Regions from separate parts of the Mus musculus genome. Here regions 2, 3, 4 and 5 are each linked to region 1. A link is a loop called in an ENCODE intact Hi-C map of the cell type or tissue named here. Cell type or tissue: left cerebral cortex. All regions are shown on one strand. Links, peaks and the distances in the headings refer to the core of each region. The heading gives the core; the rest is flanking DNA. Region 1 has its middle 24 kb from the start of Gm52069. Region 2 overlaps 4833439L19Rik (RIKEN cDNA 4833439L19 gene). Region 3 has its middle 20 kb from the start of Gm16578. Region 4 has its middle 22 kb from the start of Thoc3. Region 5 has its middle 5.4 kb from the start of Gm16578.

Region 1 (6,359 bases), core at 424-5,423:
CTGAGTTCGAGGCCAGCCTGGTCTACAAAGTGAGTTCCAGGACAGCCAGAGCTATACAGAGAAACCCTGTCTCGAAAAACCAAAAGAAAAAAAATTAGTGTCAAGGATTGGTGCTTGCCCATGGGATGGGTCTCAAGTTGGGCCTGTTATTGGTTCGCCATTCCCTCAGAGTTGTGCATTCTTGAGTCTGACCTCAATCTACTGAGCTAGAATCAGTTTGAAAGTCCTAGCAACAGCCACATTTCTGGTGTTCCAGGGGTCAGCTGGCTGCCTTAGGGGAACCTGAGGTAGCATTTGATCCTCTGTGATTCTGTGTTTAGTATTCACAAGCTTCCATAAGGCAAGGAAGCCATTGGTGACATGCTTCAGACAAAATTAACAAGCTTACAAAGACGAGAACTTGCTATTTTACCCATTGGCATGTATCTATCACGCAGAATAATTGGTAAAAACCAAGCATCTTTGTCGCCACTGGGTTCAAGCTGAGCTCTTGGCATAAACATCCTCATGTCCTGTCCAGATAAAGAAAGGAATCTTCCGTATCATGGGGAAGTTGTAATTCAGGTGCAAAAAGAAAATGAAATACCAACTTTTTCTGGGAACAGAGCTGAGAATGAGTGTATGGTCTCTGGGGATCTGGGGCAGGGAGAGTAAGGACCAACAGCTTGGTCCACACCCAGCCTCTTCTGGAAGAGGGTAGAGCTGAAGATGATCTGCATGGCCTGCTTAACTCTGGAGCACATATGTCCTTTCTCAGAAGATGTGAGACTCTGAGGGGTGGCTTGACATGTCTGGTGACACTCGCTCCCCAAGCCTGTGTCTCCACCCATATCTGCCCAACTTGGAGGTGATCTGCCCAGCCTCGGCCTCTCCATCTGTAGTTACAATGTAAGTTACAATGATGCAGTGCTCTAAGATCTCCATGGTAACTCCCCATAGTTACAATGTAACTGTCTACCGGCTCTACAGTAACTCCCCCAAAGGTTTCTCTGAGCATTGTCTCCATTAAAAGTAAGAATTGTCATAAAGAAAGAAACAATGACAACAAAAGTCATGATGCAAGAACAGATCCCAAGCATGGGAGATGGCTCAGCCTGTAAAGCTTCTGCCGTACAAGCACGAGGTCCTGAGTTCTGATCCCAGATCCCAAGTGAAAAGCCAGGGGAGGTAGGCCATGCCTACAACCCCAGTGCAAAAAGGAGACAGACAGCTGGTCCTTGAAACTCACAGGCTGACCATCCTTGTCTTGTCAGTCAAGTTTAGTCTCTGTGAGAGACGATCTCTCAAAGAAAAAAGGTGAAGAGCAACCAAACATACTTGAAGTCTACTGCTGGCCTCCATATGCATGCACAAGCAAACATGTGCCCATCATATACATGTATACACTACACAGTAGCAAGTATGGATAACATGCTGGGGAGAGGGAGAGGGAGTGGGAGAGGGACAGGGAGAGAGAGAGAGAACCACAGACCTTACCTGAAACACTCAAAAGACTATGAAAGGGTCTGTTTAGACAGATGCACATACTTGATAATAACACAGAGTCTGAAATCACATCCAGTCAAAGTCGAAGCTTAGCATTGCCGTGTCCCAGAATAGGATCAATGGTTGTTCCTGGAACAGTGTTACATCACTGGAGACTGAGAACTGCTGTTCTCATGTCCACTCTATACTTCTTGAATCAGAAACTAGAGAGAGACCTAGCCAGCTTTCACATACACCCTGAGTGGTGCTGAAAGACACAGACTTGAGAAACGCTGGCTGTGGCTGGACTCTCCTGACTTGGATTCAACTCTGTTTCTTAAAGTAAGGCAGGTAAAGCTCTTTAAACCACAGTTCCTACAGCTGTAATGTGAAGACAGCACTTCCTTCCCTGGGTGGTAACGAGGATTCACATAGCATGTAGCCTGGCTTCCTTCCCTGCGTGGTAATGAGGGTTAACATAGCATAGCATAACATGGCATGGTGCACGCTCAATACTCTGACCTGGAGTTTCACGGCGTTTTGTCTGCGGCCCAACTAGAAAGTGAGAATGCCCAATTGCAGAGTACAAGTCTGACAGTATCTGATGACATTTTATAAAACTTTCATGCCTCCTTGTTAACCACTTTAGTTCTACAAATCAATCCCATGGAAATATGCTCTCTGGCTTCTCCCATGCGAGCCGTGTGAACTGAGTATGTTGGGGAAGCAGGTAAGGGACTGGGGTGGCAGAGAGGTTGGAGGACGTTCCCAGAGGATGGCGAGATATTTCCTAGCAAAAGATAATAGGCATGCACTGTTATAGGAGTAATCAAAGACATTAGAACGCAAGTCCTTTAGTATTTTTTAAAGTCTTGCAAAATAGACATATTGGTACATTTCAGTTGACTGTCACAGTGTGCACTAAGCAGAGAAGAAAGGCTGCCACTGGGCACTAAGACCGACGCTGGCCTGAGGTTTACTTTTTCCCCTCTTTTCTGTTTCTCGAACTCAGGACATGTTCATTGCTATTGAAAAATAATTCTACAGTAGAGCACAATAGTACTTACTTTTGTTCTTAGCACTCAGGAAGCAGAGACCTCTGTAAATCTGAGGTTGAAGAGATAAAGTGTCCTAAAGTAATGAAGACCTAAGTTCAATCCCCAGTGTCTGCATAAAAAAGCTGGGTGCAACAACCGGTGATCACTTGTAACCCAGAACTGGAGAGACACAGACCAGCAGATCTCTTGGGGCTCACTGGCAGGCAGCCTGGCCTAGCCTCAGGCCAATGAGAGACTCCTATCTCACATCTCCTTGTCAGGCCTGCGCCAGGGTTTGCAATCCCAGCTCCGGACCAGAGAGGAACGGCAGTACTGTGAAGTGACACCAGAGAGCAGCATTGCCTGCAAGATCTCAAGGCTGATGCTAGATGCTTCCAGGAGCTGCCTGCTGGTGGCAAGAGGCTGCAGGCTAGTCCCAAGCTTAAGCAGGTGGTCCTAAAGGCTTGGAAGAAAGACACAATTCCCCCAGCAGTAGCTATTGCTGTTGTTGGAGTCCGTGGGCAGGATGGAATCCTCCCCATGTGCATTTCTTTGGGGTACATTGTAAAAGGGGGTCTTCAGCGAAAGTAAGAGAAAGGCATGGTCACACCCCAGACTAAGGTGGGCAGGGCTCTGCCCTTGACCTCTGTGCCACCAGAGCTGATGGTATTCCAGGAGCTCAGAGAATGAGCATTGAACTTTTTGTGAAAGGGGACAGAGTGGGAGTGCCCCCAGCAAGCCTTTTGAGCCATCCCCAATGGGCGCGGAGATCACCAGGAAGGGAAACTATGCCAAGACCTAGAGATCAGAGCAGCATGCAGCAGCTTAGGAAAAAGCCCACGAATCCCGGTCCTGGGAGCTCTGAGCACCTGAGACGGCACGGCTTCAGCCTCAACCCTGGGCTTCCTTCACAGCCTGGCGCTGCCACTGCTTCGGTGAGCCTCTTCTCAGAGCCTATCTCCTCATCTTTAATATGGGCCAATCTGTTCCACTGAGCAGTCTGAACATTAATATTCCCAGGGAACCCTGGGCCAGTGGCCTGTTTGTGTCCCCCAATCCCTTGGCCTTTTCCTCTATAATAACATCTAAATGGAAAAGCTCCCACGCTGCTTCCAGGAGCTTCGTTTGGGTGGTCCCGGAAAGCCATCCTGCTGCCTTCAGGGCCAGGAGCGTAGATCCAACAGGGCTGACAGCAGTCACCAGCCAGGCTCTGTTCTCATCCCTTTTTCTAGTAGACTGTGCGCTACTCTGATAATGAAAATGCTGACTACAGAAGCAGTGGCTCTGACAAAGATGGTAATATGAGAGAACAGCCTTTTAAAACTAAAAATAGAGAGGAAAATACCGGTTCTATTGAAATAAGAACGGGCCCAACCCCGTGGTACGGACTCTGAATAACAATTTCAGATGAGGAAGGAAGGGCTGGGAATCCACTTTCAGAGAGGAGCCATGTGGGGTGAGGAAGGGTGAGAAGCTTTAAGGGGACTGTGGGGGTGAGGACAGAGAAAGTGGAACAGGCCAGGAGACATCAAAGAAGGTGGTGGTGGTGCTGGTGGTGGGAGCTGGTAGTGGTCGTAATGGAGGAGGAGGGAAAGGAGAAGGAGGAGGAGGAGGGCAGAGAGGAGGACAGAGAGGTGGAGGGAGGAGGATAGAGTGGAGGAGGAGAAAGATGGAGAAGAGAAGGGGAGAAGGATGAAGAGGAGAAGGGGAGGAGGAAGGAGAGGTGGAGGAGGAGGAGGACAGAGAGGAGGATGGAGAAGAGGAGGAGAAGGAGGTGATGAGGAGGAAGAGGAGGAGGGAGAGGGAAATGAAGCCCCTACGTGAAGTAGGGTTGCTACAGAGGAAAAGGCAGTGTGCTGTGAACTTAGCGTGAGAAACAAAGGAATCTCCACGTGCTTAGAGTCTCCCAGCAAAATCTGGAGGAGGCAGGTCCAATTCCATCCATCTGAGAACAGAGCCAGAGGTTGGGGAGGTGTGATCTGGAGGGACAAGGACAGAGACTGACAGCAATGGGACATCACTGAAAGTTGACTGAGCATTAGAGCACTCGCTGTTTGAGTATGTAGACAGCACGCATTTTTAATCCCAAGTTTCATTCCAAGTTCATTTGAGAGGGAATTAAAGGGGTCGTGTCCATTAAAGGGGTCTTGTCCTCCGGTCCCTTCCAAACCTCTCTCAGTGAGAGCTTAGGCTGGGGACTGGAATTTTTAAGCACTGGGAGCCTATTTTAAGATGCATCTCTGGCTGAGAACTTCTAGTAACAGGAACGTACCAGAAATCGTTCCGTGGTTCTGGCAATGCTAGGAAGCAGATTAAGGCCCACACAGTTGCACTCTGTCCAGCACAGTGCAGAGCTTACTAACATGTGTTCTCTCTCATGTAGTTCTCGCCCATCAATGAGCCCCATTGTGCAGAAATTCAGCTTATTCCTCCCTAGAGAACACTTCATTTCATCCCTCATGAGCCCTGTGAATGACTTTAGAAATGGCCACCTCGCAGGTGGGGGAATCACAACAAGTAAAAGACCCACCAGCCACCATGACACAGAGAGAGCTCTGAGCAGAGTACCCTGCCCACCACACTGGTGCCTGCCACAGTCACCTCCTCCCAGGCCCAGCCCTCAGCCTACCTTCTGCCAGTGTCCAGATGGACAGGGCCAGTCTCTGTTCCCATGTTAAACATCAAGATATCCTGAAAGCTGGGCGTGGTGGCGCATGCCTTTAATCCCATCACTTGGGAGGCAGAGGCAGGTGAATTTCTGAGTTCAAGGCCAGCCTGGTCTACAGAGTGAGTTTCCAGGACAGCCAGGGCTATACAGAGAAACCCTGTCTCAAAAAACCAAAAAAAAAAAAGATATCCTGAAGCTGCCCAAGGCAGGCAGCAGATGTCCCTAAAGCCACGGCTCATCATCGAGCTTTGAAAATGCACTTCAGAGAGGGTTTCAGATACAGGGTCGGCTGCTTGAAGTATCAGGTGCTGTCTGGAGCCCCACAGTGGGCTCTATTATGCCTGTGAATGACTTTAGAAATGAGTTCTTTGGTCTTTGGTGGACTTCAGTGTAAGGTTTCTTTTCTCCCTGTGAGGGGCTTATTCTGGTACATTGACGTTCCCTGCCTGTTGCTGCATAACAAACCATTACACTCACTTCTTTCAAGAAGATTCTACTCCAGATCCTGCAGCTGGCCGGGCTTTGCCTCTCCTGCTCTCACCCAGACTCAGGTGAGGAGCTGCATGTGGTTGCTGGGAAGCCAGATAGGTCTTCAGTCATGTGCATGCCTAGTAATCAGACTAGGGTGTTGGCTAGGGCACCTCAGTGCCCCCCCGCACCCCATGTAGCCTCTCACCATCCATAAGGCTAGACCTTATCATTCCAAGTACTTACCATGCTCCTGATGATACTGCACTTGTTTGTGTCCAAAGGAAACCACTCTTGCAGCTAAACCCAGAGCACTGGAGGAAGAAGTCTGGGAGCTCCCGGGAGCCTTGTCATGTTTAGAAATGTCATTGGCATGTGCTAATGGCCTGCTCCAGGAGCCCCCATCAGAGGCTCCTATAGTATCTCTTACTTCTCAGTATCCCAGTCTCTTCTGTGCCTCATGATCCTGGATTCCTGACTCATGGATCACCATCATCCAGAAATTCTATGTCTCACCACCATCTCACCTCCACAGTACATCACACCTACTTAACAAAGCAACGGGGCCAAGGCCTTCCCAGCCACAAGGTTTTATCTTGTAGCACTAATAGTGAGTGTCTTTCTATAGAGGGGATCTTACATTAAACGAGAAAGCAGTTGGTTACAGCCATAACAGCTGTGCCACCACCACACCGGTCAGTCACATCTTGCCTTGCATGTTG
Region 2 (6,359 bases), core at 811-5,810, 450 kb after region 1:
AAACTCTCACCAAAATACTGTAACCCCACTCCAAGACAGGTTCCCTCAATGTCCTGGCTGGCCTGGAACTCACTAAGCTGACCAGGCTGACCTTGAATCCACAGAGATCCTCACCTGCATCTGCTTCTGCCTCCCAAAAACTGGGATTAAAGATGAGCACTATCACACCCAGCTCCTGAACAGAAGGTTTAAAAAGTTAAGAATTCTCTGGGATGGCGGTACACACCTGTAATCCCAGAATTTGAAAGGAGGATCACAGTTCAAAGCTGGCCTGGATTTTGATTTTGTTGTTTTTTGAAACAGGTTCTCACTATGTAGCCCTGGCTAGCCTGGAACCCTCATGCTCACATGTACACTGTATTAAAGGAATATGCCACCAAACCAGCCTGAGTTTATATACAAAGACCAGACCCTATCTCTAAATAATGGCGACTGAGTTATTCAGCTGAGTTATAAACCATGGGAACCGTGGGAGTCTCCTCTCCCTCCGTCACGGCCAACCACCCTGGCATACATAGAAAAGAGTTCAGTTCAGAGTTCTCATACATGTCATATATAAGTAAAGCGTGGCCTCACTCTCCAGACCAGCAAGCAAGATATCTGCAGCTAAGGCGTCCAGGCCTTCAGCCAGGAGTGCCATCTTAGCAGGACAGTCCCGGTCTGCCTGCCATTCTCTTCTTGTCACTCTCCAGGACAGCTAAGCTGGAAAAAGTAAAGCACAACTGCAGATCAAGTCATGATGGCCCTGCTTGCTTACATGGAGTGCTTCTGCCACTCGAAGGTACTTGGTCTCCTCCGTGGTAAGGCCCTTATGGGGTGTGTAGCCAGCATCTCTCAGTCCTGCCTGTTGTTCAAAACGCTGGATGCTCTCCTGGGTCTGCTCTGAAAAGAGAGGACAGGTCATGCTCAACCCTCACCAGTGGCAAACCAGCCAAAACCAGCTAGGACAGAACAGGTGTCTTGTTCTCCCCAGAGGCAAGAGGCCACACTGAGCACTGGAGACTCAGGAGTACCCCAGACGCAAAGGTTCCCTCAGAAGCCAGCCTTCTCTCACAGCACCCCAAAAAGCCGACTGTCCTGAAGGGAGCTGGATGCCTTAGCTCCTCACACTCAGCCTCTTGACACTTGACATTCAGCAACAGCCCCTGACATATGGACACAGTAAGACTTCCCAAAGCACTCAGCTGCTGAATCAGCACCTACACAGAAACTCTGCCAAAGGGAAGCATTCCTGCCAGCTGGCACCAAGGTACCAGCCAGAGTCGCAGCACAACAACCTGCCTTGGCCCAGCCCAGGCCTAAATAAAGACTCTTAAGTTTCTTACATATGGTCTACCTGTTACTGTCCCTGGCCCAGTTAACCATGTCCTTTCAGCCTGACTTATTATGTCACAAGTCGATCACACTACAGAATAAACAAGAGATTTTTTTTTCTTTTTAAAAAGATTTATTTATTTTATGGATGTGAGTACACTCTGTAGCTGTACAGATGGCCGTGAGCCTTCGTGTGGTTGTTGGGAATTGAATCTAGGACCTCTGCTCGCTCTGGCCCAAAGATTTATTTATTATTATAAATAAGTACACTGTAGTTGTCTTCAGACCCACCAGAAGAAGGTGCCAGACCTCATTACGGGTGGTTGTGAGCCACCATGTGGTTGCTGGGATTTGAACTCAGGACCTTCGGAAGAGCAGTCAGTGCTCTTCTGCACTGAGCCATTTCATCAGCCCAATTTAAGCTACAAACTTTGCACACTACACATGAGCATGGCAGCTATGGACTGTCCCATGTCCACACCAGGTGGACTTCGGATTTAGACTTCCCACTTCCTTTTTGATGTGCACCACACTCCTGCCAGGAGAACAGCCGCGCTGTATGACAGTCAAGCTACAAAATCAAGTCACAGCTGCTGCTGCAAATGGGTCAGTTACAGAAAACCAAAGTGGGTCTGGACTTTGACTGTTCAAGTAAACTTTCCACAACTGACAAGACAAACTGATGCCCTCCTGGAGAAAAGTAAAGAACTCTGACAGAAGAGCCAGCCAAGGAGAAGCTCTGTGCACCTCAGTGCTGGTGTGGGTGTTACTGCAGAGCCATGGGCTGAATAATTAACTTCCCACACTTGCCAGAATGGCCCTTGAGAAGGAAACAGCTTAGGTAACTTGTGAAAGAAGTCTAAAATGAAGAGCTGCAGACATGGCTCAGTGGTTAGAAGCACTTGCTCCTCTTTCAGAGGACTCCGACTCAGATCCTGTTGCCAACACTGGATGGCTCACAACTATATCTCTTCTGCCCTTTCAGGCTTACATGCGCGTGCAAACACACACACATACACCTCTGCCTCCCCACTCCCAAACACTCTCAAGCACACAGACTATATACATAAATACAAATTTTTTTAAAATGATAAACTTAAAAAGGAAAAACTGGCTGCCATATCAAGCCTCACTAGGACTATCAATGGCACACTCTAAAGAAGCTGAAGCTCCACACCTGGACTTCCTGGTGGACCAACAGGCCTTGGTCAGCACTATCAAAAACTCATTTGTAAAAATATATATACATTATCTATAAATGCTATGTAAAGAAATTTAAAGTAGCTGGGTCAGTGGTACAAGACTATAATCCCAGCACTTAAGAACACTAAGGCAAGCCAGGCGTGAGAAACTCTGTCTCAGAAAAAAACAAACAAACAAAAAAGAACACTAAGGCACTACTGGAGAGATGGCTCAGAGGTTAAAAGCACTGGCTGCTCTTCCAGAGATCCTGAGTTCAATTCTCAGCAACCACATGGTGGCTCACAACCATCTGTAATGGAATCTGATGCCCTCTTCTGGCCTGCAAGTGTATATTCGAAGACAGAGCACTCCTACATTAAAAAAGAAGAAGAATTAAAAAAAAAAACAACAACAACAACAAAAAAAAAACCACTAAGACAGGGACTATTTTGAGTTAAGTCAAAAGGGGCACACAGCAAAACCCTCTCTCAAAACCAAACCAAACAAATATGCATGTAATAGTGGAAGGCCCTGTTCTCTACAACACACCCAGAGCAGCAGGTCCAAGCTCCTGCTAATGAACTATTCAACCTCACCAACAACCTGCCAGCCAGATCCCTACTTCAGAAAAGTGGGAACAGTGCTACCATTGAGTAACTTGGCCAAGACCACATTGGTCACAACAGGAAAATGAGACTGTATCAAACAACAATTGGCTTAGGAATACACCTAGGCCAATCAGATACTTAGGAATACACCTAAGCCAATGAGATACTTAACACCTAAGTCAATGAGATCCTTCATAGTCAACAATTTATCTTCCTTCTTGCTGTATCTGATGCCATGAAAGCGACATGCCTGAGAATCACCTGCAGCTGAGGCCCAACTTCTCCCTCACTCCCTTCACTCTGCCAACACTGAAGGGCGCTTACTTGTGATCAGGGAACTCATGATGACATGGGTAGCTTTAGCCTTCACCACAGGGGCCTTGTCTGAACTGTCAGTGGCTGGTGATGGAGTCACAGCAAGGGAAGAGACACTGGCCGCGCCCTCCTCTGTCTGTTCAAGAGAGGGAAGGAAGCACGTGAGCAGGGCAGGGGAGCCACACAGCTAAACTTACGTCTGTGGAGAACGTTACGAGAGTGTGCAACCTGTTAAGAGAAGAACTGCTTGAAGGGGACAGTTCTACTCGCCAAAGTGACAAGCAGACTGGACTTAAGGGAAGAACCTGGAACCACATGAGGAAAGGCAGTTTTTGGAGTCCTGAGGCCTAACTTTCAACTTCTGTCTGCCCATAATACTACAGATTAAACACTGTTTGATGGCACACGCGTAATCCCAGTGCTAGAGACACTGAGGCAGGAGAATTGGTGTGAGTTCAAGTCTAGCTTGGGCTACATAGTGAGTTCAAGACAAGATTGGAATACCTACCAAAACCTTGTCTCCAAAATGAGGAAACATTATTGAGGGATGGAGAGAAGAAAGGACAAACAGGGCAGAAACAACATGGAACAGACACCTCCTACAAGCAAGCCTTATTTAGCTGAGCAGAACTTCCTCAGACTTCGCCCCTGAGTGCTAGCCAAACACACTTCAGGCTGCTTGGTCGGTCTGGGCTGTGGGGAGGTGAGACACACAGACACTAAGAGTGAATACAGAGTGTGGTAATGCCCATCTGCAGTGCCAGCACTCTGGAGACTGAAGACTACCATGAATTTGAGGTCAACCTGGGCTACATAGTAAGACCCTAGGTCAAAAAAGAAAAAAAAAATCTGTTTCTAGCCCAGCTTATGTGAAGCCTTGGATATCCAGCACACAGAAAATAATAGTAATAGAATTTTTAAACAAACTCCCAAGTGTGATGGTTAGTGTTAACTTGACAGAATGTAAAAGCACTTAGGAGAAAGGTCTCTGGGCACCCAGTAAGAGTTATCTAGATTAGGTTAGCCTTTGTGAGTGTCTGTGGGGGTTACCTTGCTCTGTTCACTGATGTGGGAAGATTCATCTTTATTACAGGAGGCCCTGTTCCCAGCCCAGGCCCAGGCTGAGGGCTGAACCCAGGACCTTGCAAATGCCCAGCACGCACCCACCACTGAGCATACCCGCTGTCCTTTTTCTCATCTATTTTGAGACAAGATCTCACTACATAGCCTGGACTTGCCTTGAATTCGCTCTGTAGCCTAAGCAGGCAATTCTCCTGTACTAGCCTTGGAAACAGCTGGCAGGTTTTTTCATGTTTGTTTTTATATAGGTTTTTATCATAACTGTTTAGGGGTCTTGTTTCTTTAGGCAGGGGCCTTTGAATAAAACTCAGGCTGGCCTCAGACTCAAGACCTTCCTTATGCTGGCTGCCAGTCCCTGTAGTCTACCCTCTGTCTTAAACACAACATTTTCTCTTCAACAGCTGTCGGAGTTGGATTACAGCAGACAACTAACACAAGGAGTTCTTCTCCACACAGCAGTGCAGACAGACCACAGGAAGAAGTCCCTGTTCTGAGAATGTAACAGGAAAACAGAAAGGAAAGCTCAGACAGCACCCAGCTCAGCTACCGCCCACGCCAACCCAGCCTCTAAGTCTCCTACTTTACTCCCTCAACATCCACTCAGACAGAGGCACTGTGCCCTGGTACGACTCTGAGGGATCTACCCCAGTTTGCTTACACAGACCCTCACTGCACGCTTCCTCTCAGGCCCACAGAGGCTGCAGGGAAATGGCTTTACCTCAGCTCCCCGCTGACTCGGGCACCAGGCTGACCTTCTTTGGGTGACGGGCATCAGGGTGACCCATGCCCGAGCAACAACACAGCAGGCACTAGAGAGAGACCTGCGCTGATGCCAATCACAAAACGAACCACTTAAAGGGTTTTTGAACTCTATGCCAGACCTTCATTTTAATGCTGCAATACAATATAGGCCGAGAATCACTACTCAAAAACCTAAACTCTCAAGTGCCCCAAAATCTGAAACTTTTGCACACTGCCATGACACAAGAGACAGTAAAATTTCCCGGTGTAAAATTTCATTTAGTGCATAAAAATCTGACTACATAAGGGAAAAGGTATGCATACAACATAAATTAATTTCATATTTAGACTTGGTCCTTTCCCCCACTACCTCATTGTGTCTATGCAAATATTCTAATAATACTATAGCTGGATAACAGAGAAGCTATAAAGAGACAAGCAGGACTCATCAGAACTCAGGTATGCAGGTTCTGGAGTTTGGCTTCTTAGTTGGGGAAGCAGAGTCTAGAAGAATCTCTTGTAGATAACACTACTATTCAAGTTTTGGATTGGAAAAAGGGACAGAAGATGTACAAAGGGAACAACTGCTGCCTGGTTTTGTAGGGACTGAGAACCACGGAAGCTTCTGGAACAGGAAGAAAAATGGGGTGAGTTTGCCAGAAGCCGTGAGCAGGGTGAGGTACCTTGTCAAGATGCTGATACTTGCGCTCTGGAATCACTGGCTTCCAGGGGATGCTGCCCATGTCCGATGGAGGAGGAGTCATGGGCGCAGGGTCCTCTAGGGCATCATCATAGCTGAATGCCCGACGGCACATCCCGATGGGCAGGGACATCTTGCCTAGAGGCCCGCTGGGAGCAAGAGCTAAGAACAGAGATACCTGTCAATATGGGATGTCAACTGAACAGACTTTAAGTTCATCTGTAGATAAGAAAGCTGTGACACTTAGGGGACAGCTAATCCATTTAAGGGAGTAATAACAGCCCTGCTATCAGTGCTCATTGCCTTCTTTGTCTACTACACTGGCTCAGCAACACAATCCTGTTAGACAAGGTCTTGCTACGTAGTCCTGGCTGGCTAGTACTCACTATATAGCTTGCACAGCTGGCCTCAAGTTCTGC
Region 3 (6,359 bases), core at 500-5,499, 130 kb after region 1:
AAAAAATTAAAAATGACATATAAACTAAAACATTATACGATTATAAAGAAAACTTGAGTTCATTTGGCAACCTCCCCACCCCCAGCTCCAATCCTCATTTTCTCTATAATTTTTTTTTGATGAATCGATAGCCTCAGATTGCTGTGCAGCACTTAATTAAATTTGATTTTTTTCTTCTTTATCATTAAAACTGCAGTCTCTGAGAGGACAGAAATTCAACACTACATCTTCAACTTTCAGCCATAACAGCAACACAAAGGTCTCCCTCTTTATTTTAACCATGGGTGCTTGTCCCCTGGTCTATGTGTCTGCCTCCGTAGCCACAGACATTAAGTCACTGCTACCCCTTTCTTATGCTTAAACAAGGAGATGCTGGTGACTTGACAACGTTTCCTTGTCAGGGCTTCAGTGCACATTTACCCCAAGACACAGACAGCCCCTGACTTACAACAGCTCTACTTAGGGTTCTTTCTTTGTGGTCATGTGAGGGTGACACACATGGCATGGATGGAAATAGCATCTTTCCCCAGGTTAGACAGATGTGACGGGATCCCATCTGGTGATGCCGGGTGGCAGCAGTGGGCTGCACCTCCTACTCAGTCATGGGATCCCCAGGGTGAGCAGCCAGCACTCCACAGTACACTAGCTTGTTAGGGGAGGGACTCACTGGGTTAGATAGAGTCAGAGCAGCAGGCCTCTGGTGTTTCCAAACTCTGGTGAGTTACTGGGAAATAATTCCATCACAAGTCAAAGAACATCTGTACACACAAGTGGATTCTGGGTATGGAGGTCACGTGTTGTCAAGGTGCCTTCAAAGAAGAAGAGTTCATTCTCAGTTGTGCCAGTACCAACAGGGAGACCCTGTTTCCCCAGCTCCCCAGTGCACCTGTGTCTAAGAGGAGGCCCCCTGGCTTCTCTTAGGCCCTAGAAGTTAGAACAAGTCAATTACCAGGACAGTAGAGAAAATGTAGGGAACAGACATTTTCACAGGTCTTCTTGAACTTGCCCTGGTCTTTTCATGACCCCTAAGTCCTGCCTTCCTCCTAGATCTTTTTAAAGGCCCTATCAGAGACACACAGCCATAGCAGGCTGTAGCAGCTAGTGGTGCCCCAGCAATGCTGTGTAACAAACATCCTTAAACTCACAACACAAGACAATAAATACCGAGTCAGATCCCGAGTCTGGAGGCATAACTAACCAAGAAGGCGCTTTTAATGGGATGGTCCAACCTCCTCCAAGGACCCGGCAGCTGTAGCACACACCTCCTCTTCAGCCGCATCCTCTACACAAGTCTCTTTCCAATCTACCTTTTCCCTTACTCATCTCCCAAATCTCAGCTTGAACATCACGCCTATTTCCAACCTGTCTCTGTTCCCGTTCTCACAATAGCTCACCACTTCCCATTCCCCTGCATCACTCCTTGACAAGAACACATCAGACACATCCCCGGCAGACTTGGACACCTATGGGGACCACCCAAGTTCACTGGCATAAGACAAATAAGAAGAATCACATCAACCATTTCTGATCAATATCCCTGTTATCAGTCTCTGCCCCTGCCCTGCCGTCCACAGCTACATTAACAATACCGTCACTGCAGCCAGAGGTACTGCAGAAACCACTGAAGAGTGGAGCCGGGCTGCTGTGTGAGATGATGAATGTTCAGGTCCCTTTCAGAGATGAAGTGGTATTTTATTCAACTCTCTGCACAACTTCTATTTATTGATCAAACTCTATCTCTAGGTGTAAATATTGAGATAACAATGATCACACCATACTGTTTAGTCAATGTTGAAGAGGAAAAACAATTGTCTACCTGTTCAACATGACACAATTTTAAACATATTTTGGAGTCCACAGACCTAGGATCTGCTAGTTCAAAGAGCCAACTATGTAGTTTTTATTAAGAGAAATATCAAGTTTTGCCCAACCCTTTTATTTAAATGAATACTATAAAAGAATGAATCATATACATGTGCCAAGTGCCAAGCCACTCACCTGCCCAGACTACACATACATTTGGATTCAGGTTTGACCTGGGGAGGGACTGTCCCAGGAAATCCCCTTTGTCCTGTCTCTCTGTTGCTAAGATTTACTCAAAGAGGGCAACATGGTCTTTGAGCATCTCATGTGACCATGGCTGGCAGGTATGCTTAGGTTACCTGATTCTCAAGGGCTGTCTTTGTTCACAAGACTGTGGGGTGAGGTGTTAACTTGTAAAACACTGATCCATTACAAATGTTTCCCTCTGGTGCAGTAAAGATGCACAGTTCAGGGAGAAAGATAATATACCAGGCAACGGTGTACTATCCAGGGCCACACTGGTAAGTTTGTATCCAACTTAGCAAACAGGAGCTCCAAATTATGCTTCATGAAAGTCTGTGTCTGCCATTGTATTTCATGAGAGTCTGTGTCTGCCAACCCTGGTATATACTAGCCTGATCCCTGCTGTCCCCAGCAGAACAAGTTCAAAGTGTCACGTTGTAAGCTTTTCATTTGTACGAGTCACAGGTTAGATCTTGACTAGCAATCTTGGGTTCTAAGAACAGCTGGTGCATAGGGTGCCCCCTACTGGCTGGGCCATTTCGTCGTTAGACACCATAAGTCTGCAAAAATAGTTGGGCCTAAGAGGAAAAAAATCAGAACTTCCAAAGTATAAAACAGTATCTTTAAAAAAATCAAAAGATGCTTCTTTAAAACTCTCCAAAGTACAAGATCTTAATATTTACAAAGTGTAACTTGTCAAACGTGGCTCAGCTCAGTTACATAAAACGTGCCAGGGTGGATTGCATGGAGCTCATGTGTACATCAGAAGGCAATGTGTGGAAGAGAAGGTTTATTATAGATATGTGGGAGAGCATAGCCAGAGGCAGGAACATCTGGGAGGGTCCAGAGTAGACAAGACCAGACTGATTGGTGCCATGTAAGGAGAGGGGGAGGAGAAGGAAGAAAGGCGAGTGAGGGAAACCTGGCACAACAGCCAGGAAGCCCAATGGTACAAAGTAGGTAAAAAAAAAATGGTTGGATTATATAGGGAAGAGCATCCCAGCCTAGGGCTGCAGAGTTCAGGGTAGAGGACAGGGTATGTCATCCAGGAGGGCCCTGTAACAGATGGGGTCTGTGTGATACAGGGAGAACCTGGAGGCCAGGTCTACTTTGATATGCTAAGTAGGCACCTCAGCCATTTGTCCCAGGTTTGAAACCTAACCTTAAGGAATCTCTCAGGAGAGTGGGGAAGACATGTTTTCAGCATCATTTTTATGGGATGTAAAATGGATATGAAGGCAAGGCCACATTCTCTGGCTCTGTTTCCAAGGTGTCGTCAAACCCTGGTCCAGCACCAACCCCATCTTAATATTCTAAAATCTCAAGGATGGAAACAAATGAAATCCCTGCCTCCCTCCTCCCCGAATGACAGTCACCACAGTCTGTGACATGCTTCTGTAACCCCCTCCCTGCACCTGTGAGCATCTGATAGACAACGAGCCCATAGTCCCCTTCTACTGTCCTAGTGGAAAGAGATTCTGAAGATGAAACAGAAGGAAACATAAGTTAAAGGTCCTCAGCTGAGTTGGGTTTTGCCTGTGCCCTGAGGAAGTCCTTCACCAGTCAGCACCTGTAGTCATTCCAAGGTGCAAAGAAGAGGTCTTGTGAACATTTTGTGTCTCCACATCCACAAAGCCATCACTTCTTTAAAAAAAAAAAAATCCTCCTTTAATCCCAGCACTCGGGAGGCAGAGGCAGGCAGATTTCTGAGTTCGAGGCCAGTCTGGTCTACAAAGTGAGTTCCAGGACAGACTGAGCTATACAGAGAAACCCTGTCTCGAACAACCAAAAAAAAGAAAAAATCCTAATATTTTTTTAACATTCTAATTTATATTTCAATCATTTAGAACTGCTTCTTTGGTCAGCTATGGACAGCTGATATAGTATAAGAAAGTGTAACCAGGGCTGGAGAAATGGCTCGGCGGTTAAGAACACTGATTGCTCTTCCAGAGGTCTTGAGTTCAATTCCCAGCAACCACATGGTGGTTTACAGCCATCTGTAATGGGATCCAGTGCCCTCTTCTGGTGTGTCTAAAAACAGCTACAGTGTACTCACATACATAAAATAAATAAATCTTAAAAAAAGAAAAAGAAAGAAAGGAAGGAAGGGAGGGAGGGAAGGAGGGAGGGAGGGAGGGAGGAAGGAAGGAAGGAAGGAAGGAAGGAAGGAAGGAAGGAAGGAAGGAAGGAAGGAAGGAAGGGTAACCAGCTTCTCATCTACCCCAAAGCACTTTCAGAACCACAGGGTAGGAGTTGAGGATGCCCTCCCCACTGGCCCAGCTTCCATTAGGCTCAGCACATCAGCACATCAGCACATCAGCACAAACTCCATGTTAGCCCAGGATAAAATATGCAAGCCCCAGGGTTGGAGCTGTGGCCAAAGAGAATCACAATTCTCTCTATACCTTGAACCCCCCAAGATATGTGTTCTGACTCCGAGCTAGGTTCTACGAGAGCCTTGGAGGTCTGTTACCCATCCATATGCACCTGATTTCACCATCTGGAAAACAGGAGTGGCCATTATTACCAAGAACAAAGAAAGAATAAAATAAGCAAGCGACGCATCCAGTGCCTTCCCCGTAAAGCTTTGCTAATAAACATTCGCTTCCAAAATCACATCATTTAAAGTCAATAACCTTTTCACAGTCAACAAACACAGGACATTTCCAGGTCTAACAAATCCCGGGGCTGGACATTTGGCAAGGACTCTTTCTTCAGGGACTTGCTGGCTCGGGAGAGCTTGCTTCACCTTATCAACGCAGGATAATGTTTCCTAGCCCATCCAAAATGACCTTCTCCGTTTTGAACTCAGTTGCACATTACCAGCTGGTTAAAATATCAGCTGCTTGCAGCACCTGAATGAAACCCTTGGACTTGGGGGAGTAACAAGGATATCTTTTGCATGCTAATAAAGGACTGGTATCCAGAAACCGTGGCCTGGCTTCAGCATAGGTACTAGTCACTAAAAAGACCAAGGTATGACTCTCAGTCCCTTCCCCCAACATCTGGGGAAGGGGAAGAGACAGGAGGTTAAGTTTTCATTGATGGTTCAGGAAGTACTCAATCATGCAGGAGTAACAAACTATCCATAAAACCCAAAAAGACACGTTTGTTGAATCCCCAGACCCCTGAGTTCATGCAGACCCCCATGGAGAGGCACACCCAACGCTCCAAGTCCATGTCCCCATGCCTTGTCCTGTACATCTCTCCACCTGCTGCTCAGCAGCAAGTAAGAAGCCAGTAAACATGTTTTCCTGCGTTATGTAAGCCCCATTTAACAAAGTCACCAAACCCAGGACGGTGTCCATGAAACCAGCCTGCAGCCAGTGTGTCAGGAGCTCGGGCTGCAGCAGCTACCGCCCCCTCCAAACAGACTATGTCTGTACTGAATTAAAGGAGCCTGTGGCAAGAATCTGCAGGACTGCTTGCTCAGAAAGCAGAAATCTTTATGGTTCTATTAACTAGAGACACAGAAGGGTTTTCCATGTTCCTGGGAATAAAATAAAATGGCAGAGAGGTCTTTTCTTCTCTATAGCCTTTGTCTCAGTCAACACACACCTAGGTGATTCATGGAGACTGTGAGGGTATTTGCTCAAGGTACCAGAGAGAGTGGGGAGTGGGAGAGCAGGACACTAGAGAGCAGGAAGGACCTTAATAGAGGGTATCACACAACAAGAGCGAGCAAGTCTCTCAGCTCAGCCCATCTCTCCTCAGAAAGCTGTAATAAGGACAGAGAGGCCTACCCTCCTGTCCGCCCTCCTACCCATCTTCCTGCCCATCCTCTTGCCCACCCTCCTATCCACTCTCCTGCCCAACTTCCTGTCCACCCTTCTGCCCACCCTCCTGCCCACCTTCCTGTCCACTCTCCTGCCTACCTTCCTGTCCACCCTCCTGCCCACCTTCTTCTCCACCCTCCTGCCCACCTTCCTGCCCACCCTCCTGCCTACCCTCTTGCCCATTCTCCTGCCCACCCTCCTACCCACCCTCCTGCCCACCCTCCTGTTTCACTCAACCATGTTTGCCCCCCAAGTTCCCAGCCTCCAAATACCGTTGACCCATGATCTTGGAGATTAAACCTTCTGACACATAAACCCTGGTGACAAATATCATAGAAACCTTTGTCATGTTCAAATGATCCAAAGCAAGGATCACCACACCATCCTGCACTCAGAGAGCTAGTTATACCAGGACACAAACACCAGAAGTATGGGCTGTTGGAGAGCCTGCCTACCTGCACTGGCTCAGCTCATGACTTCCGGTTATGGGGGTGGTTAGGATGTTGCTTTTCCAAGCTCTACAAAACTTAAGCTCAG
Region 4 (6,359 bases), core at 758-5,757, 330 kb after region 1:
ACACAGAACTCCCCCACCCTCGCACCCAAGGTCCATAGGCAAGTGTATCCTTTATCCAGAAGGGCTAGGTTTTGTTCCCAGTGAGTGTGTCTGTCCTGATAGACACCTGCCTGCAAGCTGACATGATCAGGAATAGAAACTGTTCTAAAAGGCCATCCACCTTTAGTTACAGTCAGGATGAGTCCAGCATGGGCTAGTGGGCATTCGTGGAGTTCCTCACCTCTCAGTGAGGCAGGAATGATAATCTCCATTTCAGAGAGGAAAAACAACGGAAATAAAAGAGCCGAGCTTAGGGTCTGAACCAAGTGTAGCTGGTTCCATCAGTGATGCCTGGTGGCTGTGGCTGTGGCTGTGGCTGTGGCTGTGGCTGTGGCTGTGGCTGTGGCTGTGGCTGGCATCCAATCAGCTAATAATTCAGAGGTGTCAAGGTTCATGCCACAACAATTGAACCGATGCCTCCCAGAAAGACAGGCTCTTTGTAACGTGTTTTCACGTTGTCTTAAGCCAGTGGTTCTCCACCTGTGTCATGAACCCGTTGGGGGCTGTATATCAGATACCCTGCAAACCAGATATTCGCAGTATAGTTCCATGGCTGTGGGGCCATTCCAGGTCACCTGGAGGTGAATGACTCAGCCCGTTCTCTTCTGCTGTGGTGGTTCCCTTCTGCACCTCATGCCCAGAAACGGAATCAGCATGACTGAGGACAGAAGGCACCGAAGCCACCAGCCAAAGTAATGTTACCTCCTTGAAACTGGTTCTCATATTTGACCTAGAAATGCCAGACTAACTAACCACAGTCTAGTCCTGAGGGCAGGGGCTAAAGGAAGGTTGTGGAAGGTCATCTGTGTGCCAAGCACCCTCCAGCAGGACCTAAGGTTCAGAATCAAAAAGTCTGCCGTGCCCTCAGAGAGAGAGCTGTGTGGGCACCGTGGCTGGAGTGTGAGGTCACAGTTTATCACAGACCAGAAGCAGAGGGGATGAGGGCTGGTATTCATGGGCATTCTCCACCACCTTTGGAGTCAGTGTGTGACCCCAGTCCACTGTATTGTGCTGCCTACATTAAAAGTGGGTCTTCCCAGGCTGCGGGGATGGCCCGGGGTGGGGGTGGGGGGTTAGGAGCACTGACTGCTCTTCCAGAAGTTCGATTCCCAGCAACCACATGGTGGCTCACAACCATCTGTAATGGGATCCGATGCCCTCTTCTGGTGTGTCTGAAGACAGCAACAGTATACTCATATACAAGGAAGGAAGGAAGGAAGGAAGGAAGGAAGGAAGGAAGGAAGGAAGGAAGAAAGAAAGAAAGAAAGAAAGAAAGAAAGAAAGAAAGAAAGAAAGAAAGAAAGAAAGAAAGAAAGAAAGAAAGAAAGAAAGATCTGAGTCTTATAAAAGATCCTTATCTCCTTATCTCATTGGTGGTATGATCTCAAAGAGGATTTGGGGATCCTGGCCCCTTTTTTAAAAAGTGAGTCTTCCCTTCTCTGTTAAACCTCTTTACACACACACACACACACACACACACACACACACGAGAATGGAGTAAAGAGTGTCTCTAGTGGGTGACCCCAGGATTCAAACCCAGGCAGTCCAACAATGAATCTGTGCTTTTAACTGACACCCATGCTGTGGGACCCAGAGTTCCTGGGGTGATTTGTTATAGCTCTGGCGTTCTCCTTCCTAGTGTCTATATACTCCCTCTGGAAAGAACATTGATAGCAGTGAACTGAACCATTCCTAAAACTTTAAAAAGAGAAAGGCTTGGACTATGGAGTTAGGCACACCCAGTTGGAACAGCTGATAGGACCATCTTTGAGCCCTGTAGCCTACAGTCAGTGTTGACTGTCAATATAACTGCACTGAGAGTCACCACAAAGCCACTCTCTGGCTTGTGTGAGGGGTTTTCCAGGCAGGTCTAACGGAGATGGTGAGATGTACCTATGATGTGGGGGCACCATCCCAAGGGCTGGGCTCACACACTGACATCTCCCTCTGCTGGGGATGAACTGTGACCAGCTGCCACATTCTCCAGCCGCCACTCCTGCACAGCCATAGGCCATACCCGCAAGCCATGAGTCAAAAATAAACCTGTATGAAATCTTAAAATTGTGCTTTTTTTTCCCCTCCTGGGCATTTGGTTTCAGCAATGAGATAATTAACTAAGATACCTCCCTGAGCACTTTCTTTGGGATTAAAATACCCCATGGGCAGCTGGAAGAGATAAAGCTCCCAGGACATGGTGTTTCAGGGTACGTTGAACTCACATCTCTGTGGCGGAGTGCACCCTCTGTGTGAAGGTGTATACAGTTGTGTGTTCGTGGTATGCAGTATAGAAGTCAAACCCCTGTATGGTTCTTGGGAGCTATCCACACTGTTTTCCCAGAATTTGCAAATTTAGCTAGGCTGGCTGGTCAGTAAACCGGAGCGGGGGGGGGGGGGGGGGGAGGGCGGGGGGGGTCCACCTGTCTCTGCCTCCAGGGCACTAAACTACAACCACCCTGGGTTTCTTTACGGGTGTTCTGGAGATCCAGATTTTGTGTTTGCATGGCAAAAGCACTTTACCCACTAAGCTATCTCCCCAGCCCACTTCTTATGGATGTTTATGGAATAAATCAATATACAGGGCTTGCATGAGGTATAGCTCCAAAGGCTATGAAGGTGATTCAACTGTCTTTCCCCCCCTATTCACACTCCATGACCTTGGATGGAAAACCTCCTTCCCGTCTCTAAAACGATCCAGCCAGCGCTGTTTAGTGGGCCCATAGAAACGCTGCCCCCGGCCAGCCTTCAAAATGGATTAAGGATTTGAGGCTCAGTTTAATACTCTACACACAAGATCAAAGAACACAGGAAAGAGCTGGCAAGCAGGGAGGGTGCAAGATGGAGCAGACCCCAAGCAACTAGCCAAGCTGCAGGGCATGGGCCCCACGTCCTGTACAGTCTGTGTCTTTAGAAATTAAAGCACACATTTCTGCTGACCCCCAGACCCAGAGCAAGCAGGAGCACGAAGGAACCTCGAGTAATTTTTCAAAACCATCAGCATGTGTTCAGCGGAAGAAAAGAGGGGTTGTTCAAGGCAGAGACACAGTCCAGCTCAACAGGGAATTTAAGGCTGAAAGCAGACAGCCGCACTGCATCCTGGAGCGGGTTTCCAACCGCAGCCTTGCCTCTGCTTCCCTCTAGTGGCCACACAGGGAATGGTCCACGGATCTTAACAGCACCACTGAGAGAGGATCACCAAGCTTCGAACCTGTAAACCACCTCCGTTACCTTCCCTCCTACAGCCGCTAGCCTGGGTGGGTCCCTTGCCCTCTGGACTCTGCTACAGTCTCCCTAGTGGCACCAATAAGATCACAAACAGCCTCCTACTGCAGGATGCTGTTCGCAGGAACTGTGCCGAGCAGTCTCGGGTCACCCAGAGTTCTTACAACTCTCTTTGGAATCAGGTAGTATCTAGTCTACAGGAGAGGAAACTGAGGCTCATAAAAGTTTAAAAGGCCAAGGCCATACGGCTACTGGGGCGGGGGGGGGGGGGGAGGATCTGTAGTTTAATCCGTTTACAAGCCGGAGCTGTGTCCTTGTACAAAGCAGCAGTGTCTCCTTGACAGTGTTGGGCGTTAACTTGGAGGCTTGACTACTAGCTAGTGGAGAGATTAGACGGTAGTGAAATTCAAGATGTGGGGCCTAGTCGAGGAAGCAATTCACTGGGGCATCCCTTAAAGAGGGTATTTCTATCTCCTGTTTCTCCCTCTCCCTCTCCCTCTCCCTCTCCCTCTCCCTCTCCCTCTCCCTCTCCCTCTCCCTCTCCCTCTCCCTCTCCCTCTCCCTCTCTGTCCCCCCCCTCACTCTCCCTCCCTCCCTCTCTCCCTCCCTCCACTGAAATAAACATTTCCTTTGAAGTTCCGGTATTCTGTTCCAGCAATGCGCAGCCAACAGAAAAGCTAAAACTCGAGGGCCAGACCTAACAGCAGGAGTTTAAGCTGATTCTGCGGCTTTTCTGAGCAGAAGCTATGCAGCAGCCTCCAGCATTGCTCCCTTCTGATCTGCAAGGCTCCACACTGCCCCAGGTGGTCTTTCTTAAAACAGAACTTCCAACTGCTTAAAGACCGGCAAGGCACTTAAGCTGACCCCCTTAGCTCAACTGTTGGCCCCTTCACAGCCAGCCCCACCACCTCCTCCCTTTAGCGAGAAATAAGCAATAAGCGGGGCTCTCTCTCGGAAACTCTCTCTGAGCGCAAAGCCTAACTGAAGGAGTGCTTTCGGGGCTGTGAGAGAGCCCCCTTAGAGCGGAGCTCACCGGAAGACACTCCCTCCTCACCTGTGGAAAAGCCCCTGCTTGGGGAGGTGAGCACTTGGGAAAGATCTGCCTGCCTGCAGCCAAAAGCCTGAGGCCACGTGACATTGCTGTCCAAGAGCTTCCAACCCCCAAAAGAGCCAACCAAACTGATTAGAAGCGGAGTCAGGGTCACACACCTGTGGATGCTGAGATGCCAACGATTTCATCAAAGGGTCCCAATGCACAAATCTCATTCTGGTTCTCCAGATCCCACGTATCAAGACTTGAGGCTGGGAGAGGAACCGGAGATCCAGGAGCCGGATGGATGAGGCCTGGGCTCCTTATATGTTTTATGATCTCTTTTGGCCAGAAAATTCTTACAGAACCACGGGTGTGTAAGTATATAAAATAGGGATACAAATCAAACACAAATTTTGTCATTTAGGGATTTTTATTTACATTTTACTATGTAGCTCTGACTGGCTTTGAACTCACAGAGATCTGCCTGCCTCTATCTCCCAAACACTGGGGTTAAAGTTGTGGACTCATGACACCCAGCAAGGAAATTTATTTTTAAAATTTTTGGTATACATGTTACCGTTTATTAAAACTAAAGCAAATTTTCATACCATGGCATTGTGTCTGTTTTCTGTGTAAAGAATAAAATACTAACAGCATATTTGAATGTGTGGGGTATTTCCATGTCTTTCAGAGTTGATAAGTATATTTTTGATTTAAAATGGTCAATAACGAGAATGCCATTTCACATACACAGTACAAAACGACAGAAGCGTATTTAGGCTGCTCCAGAAGTTGTTGGAGACTGTTCTAATTCCAAGTCAAACTTCATTTAATGACTTATTTAAATGAAACTCAACTCAACAGCAATTTTTAAAAATCAAACACCCTAACTCGGTACAACCCAAGACCCAAAGATTGCTTTGGTACTCACCTGCTGAGCCCTGTTGAGAAACACTGAAGTCTTTGTTTTCCGTAATTAAACCATTCTGTGGAAAAGCATTAAACTTACCATGTACCATCAAAGCACTGCAATTCATAACAGGCAGAAGCCCCCGGTCTGAGCTGAGGTATTTGCGGACCATTCACTCGCACTGCGTATCATGGCGGCACCCGGCCCAAAGTGCACAGTCCTGTGTTCAGAGCTGGGGCTGCAGTAACCACACTCGATGCCCCTCAGACTGTGAACTTGATTTTGACTTCATTTTTGGTCATGGTGCACTCTGAAACCTTATATTATTACCAGGTGGGGTTTTTTGTTTGCTTGTTTTTTGTTTTTTGAGCGTTTCACATGGGCATCGGATGTGCTTCGACTCCAGATCCTGGCCCATCGTCTCCTTTACTATTCTCTCCTGTGATGGTTTCTGTTTGCTTCGCACAGGAAGTGGCACTGTTAGGAGGTGTGGCCTTGTTGGAGTGGGTGTGTCACCATGGGCCTTAGCTTAAGACCCTCACCCTAGCTGCCGGGGAAGCCAGTCTTCTGCTAGCAGCCTTCAGATGAAGATGTAGAACTCTCAGCTCCTCCCGCAGCATGCCTGCCTGGATGCTGCCATGCTCCAGGCTTGATGATAATGGACTGAACCTCTGAACCTGTAAGCCAACCCTGATTAAATGTTGTCCTTATAAGAGTAGCCTTGGTCATGGTGTCTGTTGACATCAGTAAGACCCTAACTAGGATATCTCCCAACCTCAAGTGTTTTGTTTCTGTTCACATTTTACCCAGAGTCCACTCAGCACTGCCAGTGTGAGTATGGCGTGTGGCCATTGACTGGAGTGTGGGTGTCCTCTCAGGGACCACTTGGTTGAAAAAAATTGACTATCCTCACAATTGCCCATAAGCCCTCTACTAGGGGTAGGATCTCATGACTGCCCCCCACCCCAGCCCCGTGCTGGGATTTTCTGCAGCTTGACCTTGCACAAGTCTCATGCATGCTGTCAACTGCTGTGGGTTCCTTAGGTGTCCTCTCCCTAACCCGATTCTCCCTGCTCCAAAACTCATGTAACCAAATTCTTAGCAATAACGCCAGTTCAACTGTGTGCAACCACAGGCAGGGTCTAAAGGTCTAAAGGT
Region 5 (6,359 bases), core at 434-5,433, 110 kb after region 1:
CCTGTTGGCTGTGTTTCCTCAGGCAAGTTCCCCAACTTGTCTGACCTTTGCAACCCCTCCATAGTACAGAAATCCATCTCCAGCGTTAGTGTGACAAGTGAGACTGAGCACACAAGGTGCCCAGGGCCAGGCCTGGTGTGCGTAATCGCTCACAGATGACAGCTTTTCCATGGTCCCCATCGCTCAGTGACCAGAGTTTAGATCTAGCAGGTGTGTGTAGCCTATACCCCCGAACTTTCCAGCAACATATACATGGCTAGACCTGAATCTCTAGATACCCGACCTGGTGCCCAGCCAACCGGCTGCTGAGAGAGTCCCAGGCCACACACCCAGCAGAAGCTCAAGATGAATGTGGGATCACACACTTTGCCTTGAGAGGGGACATCTGAGAGAGCCACCTAAGCCCCCTTCCCTGTACCTTCCCAGTGCTGGGGAACTATTTCCTGACAGGGGTGGGGGTGGGTCAGCATTCTGTCAGTGAGGTGAAATAGCTGAGATAACAGCTTCAAAACAGAGGAGAAGTCTCAGTGTGTGGCCATTGCTTTGCTTCAGGACTGAGGTAGCAAGTATGTCAGAGAATGCTGGCCAGCCTCCTCCTCTTAGTGGCTGGGAGGCAGAAAGGGAGGAGGCAGCTGGGCAAAATCCCCCTCCAGAGCATGCTTTGCTGTTAATGGCCCAACTTCTCTCCACTAAGCCCCTCCTCTTAAAGGTGCACATCCCACACCACCCTGACACATGCACCCCACTAGTACACCTGACTGGCCACCAAGCCTTTAGCATGTGCACTTTTGCATGAGGGGCAACAATGGAAGGAAAAGTTCCTTTCCCCTATCTTCTGAGACACTCACAGCCTCCACACAGAATCCTGAGGAAGCCACAGGGAACTTGCCAGGAGTGTTAGACAGTTCCCAAAACCCCTGCGCTCCAGAGCCTTCAGCAGCTCCCCAGTACCTGGAGACCATACCTCAGTCAGAACCATCTTGCTACCACAGAAAGGATGCATTTCTGTCTCCTCTGCATCTTCTCCTCCCCTGTCCTCAGAACACAGCCCCAGCTCATGGTGTTCCCTCTGCCCCACACCCCCAAACATTTGGAGGGGCTGTTGAATTACCCCCCTATCCATTGTCCCAGGGAAAACACAAATGTCCCCTTTCTCATACCTCAGAACAAGAAATGGCTTCTGTTCCATACAGCTCTCATGACAGTGCTGGTTCTTGCTCACGGGCAGGGTAGACACACACGCTCAGGCACTGGATATGCACATGTGTGTGTATGCATACCCAGCCACACACAAGTGCACACTCTTAATTTCATGCACTCTTGCTTTCTGCTCACTCAAAGGTCCACACGTTGTTCTCTGTCTACCTCAGCTGTTGATCTGTGCACACCATCACCATAAGTCACTGGAGGATGGTCACCTATCTTGTTATCTCAGAGGCAGTCTTCATTCTATCACATGCATGTAGTCTGCCTCTCAGAGAACAACAGCTCATCATAGGAAGCAGGTAGTATGCTTCGGAGTCAGATGGCTCCAGCTCAAACTGCCCTCTGATGAGAGTCCTTGGGGTATCTCCACCTCCTCCCTGGAGTCTCAGTTGTGTGGTGAAAACATTTGCCTTGTAGGGTCACTGCCATAGTGGAGGAGAATAGGGTGTGGCAACCAGTTAAAGCCTCAGATGGTGCTACTTCTTGTAAATAATTTTCTGTGGGCTTGTGTGTGTATGCATGTGCACAAGGCTCACTGTGCATCATGGTATACACAGGAAGTCAGAGGACAACCTATGGGAGTTGGCTCTCTCCTTCCATCATGTGGGTCACAGGGATCAAACTCAGACACTGTTCAAACACACCCAAGGACATCGTTATTTAGTTATTGTTCAGATATCTGCTGAAATGGCACTACCATCAACACATACACATACACACACTCACATGCACACACACACATACACACACACACACACACACCGTCTGCTAGGGCTCCTGCTTTCAAGGCTCTGGCAGGCTACTTGTGAGAGGCAGGGAAGCCAGCAAGCAGGTGAGGACTGCCATAGTCAGCCAGAATAGGCACTCCCACACCTGCCTGTCTAGGTCGTTGTCTCTTGAGATTGCCAGCATTCATTCATCAATTCACACAGACAAACATCCACTCTGAGGTAGACAATGGATAGAAGGCGAGAGATCCAAGACAGGGAGATGGCTCGGAGGGTGAAGGTGCTTGCTGCCAGGCCTGAGGAGCTCACTTTGATCCCTGGGTCCCACATCATGGAAGTAGCAAACCAACTGCTACAAGTTGTCTCTTGACTTTCCACATGGGCAGGATGGCATATGTGACACACCCAAATAAACATATGTGGTTTGTCAAATGCAAAAAGAAAGAAAAATTTGCCACCTGCCATTATGACACCCTTAGTTTAGTCTTGGAGACAGAGAAGCAATCCAGTGGCCAGCTCAGGGAAATAAGTGCAGAAACATGAGAGGAGGCAGTAATTATGGGAGAGCTCAGAGACAGCTGCTCAAGGAGGTGACAACTGAACAGCCTTGAAACGGGAGTAGAAAGGGTCATCAAAGGAGAAATAAAGGGCTGGGGACATAGCTCTGTGGTAGAGATAGCAGGTGTGGGACCCTGGGTTCCAGCCCCGACACCCTGAAGGTGGAGAAGAAATGAAGGGTATGCCAGGTGCTAGGAACAACATATGCAGAGTTGCAGACACAAGCAGAGCAGTCGGTGGTTCGATCTGACCATCTGTCCTGCAGGCAGTAGAGCTCAACGCAAGAAGGCCTGGGAGCTCGTGTCCCGGGATGCTGCTGTTACTAATATCACAGAAGGAAGCCCGGAGTCTGGAGAAGAGCTGAGGGAGGCATCCCATGAGGGAGCATCGATGCTGGGTTCTGACCCCTGGTGGCTGAATGGATTCTAACACCTTCAGTTCATTCAAATCCGCATTTAGGAATAGTCTTATTCTGGCCACTGGTAAGCACCAGCAACAGAAACTCAGTAAAGAAGGACAGTGGAGGTGGCCACTGCCTCAGAGCTGTGAGGTCAAGGGTAGCTGGAGTGTGACTAGAACCAGTGCTGAGGTCACCAGGGACTGGTCTCGGTCAGCTCTCAGCTCGGCTTCTCACTGTCAACAGGCTTCCTTCTCCCCATGTGACCTGCAGCTGGCCCAAGCTCCCGCCTTACTGTCTTTTCAGACCCAATAGAAAGGTTCGCTCCCCAATACTGCTCTCTCGATATCCCCCAATATATAAAAAGAAAAAAGAAAAGAAAGAAGAAAGGAAGGAAGAAAGGAAGGAAGGAAGGAAGGAAGGAAGGAAGGAAAAAGGAAGGAAGGAAAAAGGAAGGAAAGAAAGAAAAGATAGAAAAGAAAAGAAAAATTAGTGATGAAGGAAAAATAAAACCATCAATTTTTTTTTAAAGTTCATTGATAGAATTAGGTATTGGTTTTTCTATCCTGAAACTAATTGTCGTGAGCCCAGCGAAGAACACAGGCAGGGGCTGGGGGAGGTCAGCCTCCCCTCTTCCACATGGGACAGAGTGGGGATCTCAGGGGACAATTGAAGTGTTCCCAGGAGAGGACAATGAAAAGGTGGCCCTGTTCTCTCTTAGAGCCCTGTTAACAGTTTTTGCAGCAAGTGGTGGGGGTCAAGGCAGAATGGGTTATGGGGCTATGAGAGGCATTGAGGACTGGAAAGTCTTCTAGTGTCTCTATGAACCTAGGCTGGAGTCTGCACACTGAGGGACTCCTATCATGGTTTGGTGAGTTTGATAGCCTAAGCCACTGGACTTCGCATGTACACAAATCCATATGATGCTGTGGTAAGGAAGTGAAGAAAGGTGCAGTTTGGAAGACAGCAAGAAAAAATGGGGACAGTTAGATAGGGTATGTTAACGGTGAAGTAGAAATCAAGATGAAAGGAAAAAGTGAAACTCTATCAGTAATCTCATTGGCCAATGGAATAAAATGTCCAAATTAAAAGGATATGAAGAGCCAGGCTTGGCAGCCTACACCTTCAGTCCCAGCACTGGGGACTTGAGATATTGGAGCATTGATTCAAGGTCTGCCTGGGCTACAGGGTGAGACACTGTCTCAACAGAAGTGCCTGTGACATGGCTCAACTGAGCGTGCTGCACAGTCCCCAGAGGCCATGCAGAGGTGATGAAAGAACTGGCTGGTTGAACCTGTCCTCTGACCATGGCAAGCAAGCTACAGCATTTGCATGCCCTATACACCAAACAGGCAATAATAGCAATAATAGTAATAATAATAATAACAGTAAGTAAGGTTTTAATAGTAAGAAAAGTTTTAAAAGAAGATAGGAGGGGCTGTCAGATTTGATTATTTTAAAATAAACAGACTTAACATATATAAAACAGAAATATTGATATTATAAGGAAGAACATATATTAGGTACCATACACTAATAATAACAAAAAGAAATCTATCTAGCTCTATTAATATCATACAAAATAAACATTGAGTGGAAGTTATTGTTAAGGATAAGTAAGGCCAATGTATTTTGATGAGAGCTAATCTATCAGAAAGATCATTTTAATTCATATGTGCCAAATGACCCTAGCTTGAAAAACATGTAAAGCTAACAGAAACACAAAGAAAAACTTACAACTCATTATAATATAAAATGTATAATATATTATCAGTATTTAAAAACCAGGTATATGACTATCAATATAAGAATATAATTCTTTATTTCGATTTACAATTGAAAGTGTAATGTTCCCTCCCGACAAAAGCAGAACACATTCGGCACACAAAAGAGCTGTCTAAAGCTGGGTATAGTGGCAGACACTTACTCCCAGAGGCAGAGGCAGGTGGATCTCTGTGAGTTCAAGGCCAGCCAGGGCTACATAGCAAGATCCTGTCTCAAAAGAACAAACCGAAGAAAAAGAGTTGAGCATCTACTAGAACTCTGTTCATAAAGCAGTCCTCTAATGAAGACAAAGTTAAGTAGCAAAAGAAACCTATGCTAACTTGCTAACGCATTCCTTAGTTGGTGGAGTGAAGGAAAAAAGTCTTTAAGCTGTTAGGAAATAGAGTTGAGTGCAGGACAATGTAAACAAGACTTCGAAACATACTCCATTCCTCAAAGTGTCCACCAAGGGAAATGCAGGAGTACGTGCTTAGAACATAAACAATGGGTTTGAAATTTAAGTACTAAAAGTTCAACTTGGAAAGTTAAAAAAGATCAACACCGCGCACCCATACACAGTAAAGAAAAGGTCAACCATGGAGCAGACATTAGTGAAGCAAAAGACAAAGGCTTGGTCAAAAGAAGAGCAACAAACCCAACCACAGTTCTGAGGAAAATTCTGGAAAAACTGGCAGGTCCATCGCAAAGAATGGAGGACGTTTTTGTAGATTTTTGGTATAATTAAGAATAAAAATACCATTGGAATCAACTCCATGTCCACCCAAAGGGAAACAATGATCAGGTGGAGGTGTTCAGTCAGCACCACACACAGGTAGGAAAACCATTTGCACGTTAAAAATAGGAATGGGAGGGGTCAGGAAGAAAAAGGGGGGAAAAAGTATTGGATGCCACGTGTCTTAGTCAGGGTTTGTATTCCTACACAAAACATCATGACCAAGAAGCAAGTTGGGGAGGAAAGGGTTTATTCAGCTTACATTTCCACATTGCTGTTCATCACCAAAGGAAGTCAGGACAGGAACTCACACAGGGCAGGAACCTGGAGGCAGGAGCTGATGCAGAGGACATGGAGGGGTGCTGCTTACTAGATTGCTTCCCTTGGCTTGCTCAGCTTGCTTTCTTATAGAACCCAGGACTACCAGCCCAGGGATGGCACCACCCACAATGGGCCCTCTCAGCCCTGATCACTAATTGAGAAAATGCCTTATAGCTGGATCTCATGGAGGCATTTCCTCAAGGGAGGCTCCTTTCTCTGTGATAACTTCAACTCCTATCAAGTTGACACACAAAGCCAGCCAGTACACCACGTGACACACAAAAGCCAATCACAACATTTAAACTTGTAGAAGAAAAAAAAAAAAAGAACACTTTGATGACTTTGGGATGTATAAGGCTTTTCATAAACAATCCCAGAAAGGAAAATAAATAAAACATGGCTATTAAAATGAAGGCAAATGTGGGCTGAGTTGCTGGCACAGTAGGTAAAAACTCTTGAGACATAAGCACAAGGAACTGAGTTTGAATTCCTGGAACCCACATTGTAAAGCCAGACATGGTTGCATGTGCTTCTAACCCCAGCACTGAGGGGTGGAGACAAGTGCAGCCCCAGAGCTTGCCAGCCGACCCGAAGGATCTTACTTCAAGTTCAGTGAGAGACCTGCCTCAGGGCAATAAGGTATGAATAAAAA

Evidence for each region. A loop is a pair of places that touch in the nucleus more often than their neighbours do. Peaks named below come from ENCODE experiments on the same cell type or tissue, not always from the same donor. Only the 100,000 strongest peaks of a DNase experiment are listed, where the experiment ranks them.
Region 2: a loop joins it to region 1, with 2.3 times the contacts of the local background. A loop is called at or near these places in 2 of 42 quality-filtered maps.
Region 3: a loop joins it to region 1, with 7 times the contacts of the local background. A loop is called at or near these places in 33 of 42 quality-filtered maps.
Region 4: a loop joins it to region 1, with 9 times the contacts of the local background. A loop is called at or near these places in 31 of 42 quality-filtered maps.
Region 5: a loop joins it to region 1, with 5 times the contacts of the local background. A loop is called at or near these places in 29 of 42 quality-filtered maps.

The regions. Positions count from the first base shown.
Region 1 is chr13:54,111,144-54,117,502 of GRCm38, forward strand. No RefSeq gene overlaps it. Among named protein-coding and RNA genes, the nearest start is that of Gm52069, 24 kb to the left of the region's middle. In left cerebral cortex, for the core only: a CTCF peak has its summit at 2,846; DNase peaks (open chromatin) are centred at 2,851, 3,733 and 4,797; H3K27ac peaks cover 790 bases.
Region 2 is chr13:54,555,770-54,562,128 of GRCm38, forward strand. It overlaps 4833439L19Rik (RIKEN cDNA 4833439L19 gene), which reads right to left. Exons shown (of 9, transcript NM_133797.4): 4 at 5,924-6,102; 5 at 3,429-3,555; 6 at 758-882. Among named protein-coding and RNA genes, the nearest start is that of 4833439L19Rik, 6.4 kb to the right of the region's middle. In left cerebral cortex, for the core only: a CTCF peak has its summit at 2,829 (motif pointing left); DNase peaks (open chromatin) are centred at 1,230, 1,850, 2,098, 4,074 and 1 more place; H3K27ac peaks cover 527 bases.
Region 3 is chr13:54,240,014-54,246,372 of GRCm38, forward strand. No RefSeq gene overlaps it. Among named protein-coding and RNA genes, the nearest start is that of Gm16578, 20 kb to the left of the region's middle. In left cerebral cortex, for the core only: a CTCF peak has its summit at 2,578 (motif pointing left); DNase peaks (open chromatin) are centred at 548, 2,560 and 5,398; H3K27ac peaks cover 606 bases.
Region 4 is chr13:54,444,007-54,450,365 of GRCm38, forward strand. No RefSeq gene overlaps it. Among named protein-coding and RNA genes, the nearest start is that of Thoc3, 22 kb to the right of the region's middle. In left cerebral cortex, for the core only: CTCF peaks have their summits at 3,172 (motif pointing left) and 4,065; DNase peaks (open chromatin) are centred at 3,165 and 4,026.
Region 5 is chr13:54,225,202-54,231,560 of GRCm38, forward strand. It overlaps a transcript of Hrh2 not described here. Among named protein-coding and RNA genes, the nearest start is that of Gm16578, 5.4 kb to the left of the region's middle. In left cerebral cortex, for the core only: a CTCF peak has its summit at 2,905 (motif pointing left); a DNase peak (open chromatin) is centred at 2,898.